2 separate regions of the Homo sapiens genome follow, and region 1 is linked to region 2. A link is a loop called in an ENCODE intact Hi-C map of the cell type or tissue named here. Cell type or tissue: gastrocnemius medialis. All regions are shown on one strand. Links, peaks and the distances in the headings refer to the core of each region. The heading gives the core; the rest is flanking DNA. Region 1 overlaps LCLAT1 (lysocardiolipin acyltransferase 1). Region 2 overlaps LCLAT1 (lysocardiolipin acyltransferase 1).

Region 1 (2,922 bases), core at 190-2,689, 57 kb before region 2:
ATACAAAGATGGAGGCCATATAAAGACTGGAGTCATGCTGCCATAAATCAAGGAATGCCTAAGACTGATGGCAACCAAGAAGAGGCAAGGAAGGACTCTTCCCCAAAGCCTTCAGAGGGAGCGTGGCTCTGCCAATACCTTGATTTCAGGTTTCTAGCTTACAGACTGTGAGAGAATAAATTCCTACTGGGTTTTTTTTTTTTTTTTTTTTTGAGACGGAGTCTTGCTCTGTCACCCAGGCTGGAGTGCAGTGGCGCGATCTCGGCTTCGCAAGCTCCGCCTCCCGGGTTGACGCCATTCCCCTGCCTCAGCCTCTGGAGTAGCTGGGACTACAGGTGCCCACCATCACGTCTGGCTAATTTTTTTGTATTTTTTTAGTAGAGATGGGGTTTCACGTGTTAGCCAGGATGGTCTCGATCTCCGGACCTCGTGATCTGCCTGCCTCAGCTTCCCAAATTACAGGCGTGAGCCACCACGCCCGGCCATTCCTACTGTTTTAAGCAACCTAGTTTATGATAATTTGTTACAGCAGCCCTAGAAAATTAATACAGCAACCAAGAGTTTATTTGGCAGTAATCTGCATGGTTTAGGGGATTTTCTCCAGCAGAGCTAAATGCTAGTACAGGTATAGAGAAGGCAAGCAGCAGGCAAGACCCAGGAATGCACTTCTGCTGACTGTGTGCCACCCAAGAGCAACAGGGATAAGGTGTTCAAATACTAGCAAGAGTTTGGTTTAAACAATGGACCACAGAGTATAACCGATAAGAGAGAAAAGCATGAACACAGAAGGATGATTATGGATAGGGAAAAAGCATAAGGGTATTAAGGGAAGAGAGATCTTAATGAGAGTAAAAACAGCCTAGAGAGTGAGATGTTGCAATTTAACGTTTAACAGGTGGAGCAATTCCTGAAGACAAGATCCAAACTATGAAGTAGTGTGAATAATGAGGAGATCATGGAACTGGCATGAGTTATCATGCAGACGGTGAACTTACCTAAGAATGTGGCTAGACTAGAGAGGGAATGGAAGACTGAGCCAGGTGCTAAGTCTCCCCTCTCCAGTGAAATGAAGGCTGAGGCAGAGGATGTAGTGAAGGGTTGACTGATTTCTGAGAGAGGTAAAAGTTGCTATATTTAGATGACAAAAGGCTCAAAAAAATGTTTTTTGACTCGGTATTTTTTTTTACCGAGGATGGATAAATCAGAGGTAAATTAAGAACATTATATGGTAGTGAGATATGAGAAAATGAACAGCGCTTGAGAGGGAAACAAGGAAGAGGCATGGAGTCAGGAGACAGCTATGTTTTAATGAAGGCAATAAGGCAGATAGCATGGTCAACACAGAGGTAGTTTGAAAAATGAGCCCATCATCGTGATGATCAAGATTATTTCTCATTTACCCCATAGAGACTGTAACTTGGCTACAACATCACTCTGATATATAAAACCTTACCTCTACTCATGTCCTTTAGGTAAGCCTAGAGGGTTTTTTTTTTTTTTTTTTTTTGAAATATAGTAATATTGGTTCCTTATCAGGGCAGCAAGTGGTTCTTCCACTGGCAAACTTTTCCGATCACCCAAATCACCGGCACAAAGGAACATTGTTGGAAAGATCACTGATGCTTTATGATGTGCTTGAGACATCACTGAAGAACATAAAACTTTTATATTAGTCTAGAATATAGCCAGTTTTTATGGATTCTAATTATTACAGAGGCCTGATGGCCCTGAAGAAGATAAAAGTTGGACTAACTGCCATCATAGAACATTTTTTGCTAAGCTGCATCAGTATCTACAACCAAGTTTTGCTACTTAGAAAGCACTGTCTAATTATACACAGACAATAAACTAGAAAGAATTACAGCAAGAAATCCAGAGAACCTTCCAGGATATTGTCAGAGTGTGGCCATACACCATCAAGCTCTATACCATACAAAGCAGTGATATTCTTTAACCCTCTTTAAGACTGTGACATCTGTACCTACCATACACATTATATCTTGAATGAATTCATTAAAGTCAACAAGAAGCCTTCCTTATTATTAAAGCCATTCTAAATGTGATTCAGCCAGCCAGAACAGTTAAGAACAACTGCAACAACAACAAAGCTATTTTTGGCTAGATGCATTGAGTGCGGGTAAAAAAAGGAAGCAAGAACAGGGTAGTCAACAGGCTAACAGGGTAGAGAAGAGAGGTTCACGCATGTAACTACAACACTGAGGAATCTTAATAGACATACAGTTAAACTGCTACACGGATTCAGAAAAAGAAAAGACCAGTTTGGCTGACGGGATCCAAGAAGATGGCCACAAATAGAAATAAAAACAAACACTGCATGTTCTCACTCATAGGTGGGAGTTGAACAATGAGAACACATGGACACAGGGAGGGGAACAACACACACCAGGGCCTGCTGAGAGGTGGGGGGCGAGGGGAGGGAAGTTAGAGGAAGGGTCAACAGGTGCGGCAAACCACTTTGGCACACGTATCCCTAAGTAACAAACCTGCACGTTCTGCATATGTATCCTGGAACTTAAAAGGAAAGAAAAGAGCCCTTCCCTTATCTTCTTGTTTATTTCAAACATTCCCACCTAATTCAACATGAAAAAAACCAAACCAAAGCAAATTTAAAATCCTGAGTGGCTACACAAACACCACATATAATATACATACCAATAATTAGAAGCCTGAAAAATCCAATGGGTAGAAATTTAACAGTATTGGTAAAGACTGCCACAGAAATGATGGCAGCTCACTCGTCAAGATTCATTTTCTTCTTTTCTCTCCATTTGCTATCACTTAATATAATACACTGGCCAAATTCGGACAATTTCAGCAGATGGACCTGGAAGCTAAGGGTTTTATCTTTTCCAACCACCCTTCCCCAAGGTGAGAGTATGATGTTTCAGCATTATCTTGCCA
Region 2 (2,922 bases), core at 288-2,787:
CACAGAGTTAGGTTAGACAAAGTGACCTCTAAGTCTCATCTAAGATTCTAAAACATTTCACTGCTATGCCTCTTTTAGCACAGAAATGTGCTCCTTAAAAATAGTAAGACAAGAAAAATCTTGCCAACAAAATCATTTTAATCCACAAGAGAAACTTAATGAAAGAGAAGATCATTTTGTGACTATTTTTGTGAAGCAATAATTAGTTTAAGTGCATTTATCCTAATTTATTTTTAGTGGAAAATTATTTTTAACTGTTTGGGATTGCTTAAAATAAAGTACATCAATAAGGGATAGAAGAAAAGCTTTTAGATTAAATTCACTCTGAATTTAAAAAGAATATATTTTATTATTGCTTAAAAACTCCTTTAGCTCCTTGTACGAGTATGAGATAAAAGGTGATAAAAGACACCCTTGATGGTTCTTCTCTGTTTCCTTCAACAGAGATGTTCACTATCTCAAAACTAGAATATCAATTTTTCTGTAACCTAGCTATAAGGAATTCAACATCTATACATTTCTTAACTAAAAAAACTTTCTCTGTCTGATATGCTGTAACTAGTAAACTAAACAGCTGAGTGACAGCAGTTTTCCAAATGTATACTAATTTTTTACTAGTACTGTGGTAGTTAAATCTTACCCATGTGTTAAACTGTCCAAACAGCTAATAAGACAAAAGTTAGGAATAGGTGAAATTATCTTTGAAAATCTCATAGGATGGTGCATCTCAAAAGATCACACTATCAGTAAGTCCAGCTCAGCCAATCTTCTCCCAAAATTGTACTATATTGATATTACCCTACCTGACCATCAGACAAAGTGATTGGTTTGTATATTGTTTAAAAATATCTATCTTTAAACACAAGAATCACACTCAGCAGAGAACCACTCATATTTCCTATTTCATCTCACATGAAGCAGAAAAAAATTCATTCTCTTCTCTGCCCACTCTTCCCTTACCTTAGTGCATGTAATTGAAACTGTACAAATACTGTAGGTGTATAATGTAATTCTGCAGTAATAGTAATGCTACTAGCAGTAATAATAGCAGAAATAGCTATTGCAGAATTTGTTTGGTAACTTGTCCTATAAATACCAGCATTTCTTCCAGATTAAGAATTTTAACTGTGCACATGGCTGCCCAGAAAAAAAAGACATTTCCCAGATTCTATTACAGCTTTTAGCTGCTCTTACCAATAGAGTAAGCAAAAGTGATATGTGCAACTTGCTATGTACTACACACGTGAGTCACTGGTATAGAAAGAAAGCATTTGCTCTGGACTTCCTCCAGAGTGGGGCAAAGAAGTGGCAGTGACCCAGTCTTGACCAAATACAAGAGGACATTATACCAGGCTGGAGGCCAAGCTAGGTGGATTAACAGGATAGAAGACATCTGAACCCTTTGATGACATCAGGGACCGTAGGGACCTTGCCAGCCTGGACCTGTAAGTCAATATAGTTCTACTGTATTGGAGCCACTATATTTTGAATTTTCTCCAAAACACCAGTTTAGCCTAAAATTAATATAAAAGCAAAACTAAAACTAAAACTAAAATTAATATAATACCAAATATTTACCGGGTACTTACCAAATGGCAAGCATTATACTAAAAAGGCTATATATTTATTACCTCATTTAGTCATTACAATGACTCTCTGATGTAAGTAGGTAGTATTAAGACTCCTTTTTATAGAGATGAAGAAACAAAAGCTTACAATGAGGCTAAGGAGCTTAGCCAAGTTCAAATGACTAGAAAGTGGGAAGGCCAATAGTGAAACCAAATATCTGTCTGCAATGTCTGTGAAAATAAGCACTCTGCTTATGCTCGCTCTCCAAAAATTAGAGTGACTGGACACTGTAAAGCATTACAACTGTAGTAATTTTTACCAATTCTCAGAACTCTCAAGGTTTTGGCAGAAAGATTCAACAAAAATGTGTGGTTCATAATTAAAGGATTATATACTATAGAAAACTGATGACATTTAGAAAATGGAGTACAGTAACAATACATGACTGTTACAAAAAATCTTTTACCTCTGAATGTTTGCTTTACAATCAGATATACAATTCTGAATCCAGAATAGATCTCAAAGATCATTTACTCCAATTTCTTTATTTTACAGATGATGAAACAAACACTAAAAATAGTTACATAAATGACATGAAAACAGTCAAATGTTTCAATAGGAAATGTCTCTGATTTTATGATGACAGCAAAATTACTTAACATACAGTTTGTAGATGACGTTTTAGAAGTATCTACTTGTGATGATTAATATTACATAAACTGAACAGTATTCTTATTTTACTTAATATATGTATATAGAGAAATACCCACCTTGTAAATAGAGAGTGATAGTGGTTAAGCAGCAACAAAAAATGAGTATTTTATGGCAAATGGTATGTTTAGGGTTGCAATGAAACACTGGGCTTCATATCTTTAAAGCTAATTTAAAAATGTAACTCTAAAAATTAATAGTCTTAGAAGTCAACTTCTGTCCTCTAAAAAAAGAAAAAGACTTTTAGTCACATGAAAGCCAGAAAAGAAATTAGTCAAGCTCTGTAAATCTACAATTAGGATAAGATATTTTAGGTAGAGGACTATTATCTCCTCAAGGACAGAGATCATATCTGTCCTGTTCATCACTGCATCCTAGCAAAATGCTAGGTACGTGGTAGACAATAAAAAATTGCTGGATGAACATTAAGAGATCCTGCCAACTACTCTTGCAATCCAATCACAAAACAAAGCATACTTATATTAAAAAAGCAAGAAGAAATTTTGCCTAAAAGACTGGCCCTGACAGAGTAAAAGGTACTAGACATCATCCAGCTGACTTAAAGGAAAATATGGCTATAATTAATAAATAGATGAGAAATCTCAAGAAAGTAACAGAACCAATAAAGAACCCAAAATAAAT

The links. A loop is a pair of places that touch in the nucleus more often than their neighbours do. Peaks named below come from ENCODE experiments on the same cell type or tissue, not always from the same donor. Only the 100,000 strongest peaks of a DNase experiment are listed, where the experiment ranks them.
Region 1: it touches region 2 in a loop (1.8-fold over the local background); 2 of 110 quality-filtered maps call a loop at or near these places.

What each region holds. Positions count from the first base shown.
Region 1 is chr2:30,583,532-30,586,453 of GRCh38, reverse strand. The region is part of intron 5 of LCLAT1 (lysocardiolipin acyltransferase 1); the gene reads right to left. Among named protein-coding and RNA genes, the nearest start is that of LCLAT1, 140 kb to the right of the region's middle. In gastrocnemius medialis, for the core only: no CTCF peak of the experiment used is centred there; no DNase peak of the experiment used is centred there; H3K27ac peaks cover 1,118 bases.
Region 2 is chr2:30,526,453-30,529,374 of GRCh38, reverse strand. All of the region lies in intron 2 of LCLAT1 (lysocardiolipin acyltransferase 1), which reads right to left. Among named protein-coding and RNA genes, the nearest start is that of LCLAT1, 81 kb to the right of the region's middle. In gastrocnemius medialis, for the core only: no CTCF peak of the experiment used is centred there; a DNase peak (open chromatin) is centred at 1,354; H3K27ac peaks cover 888 bases.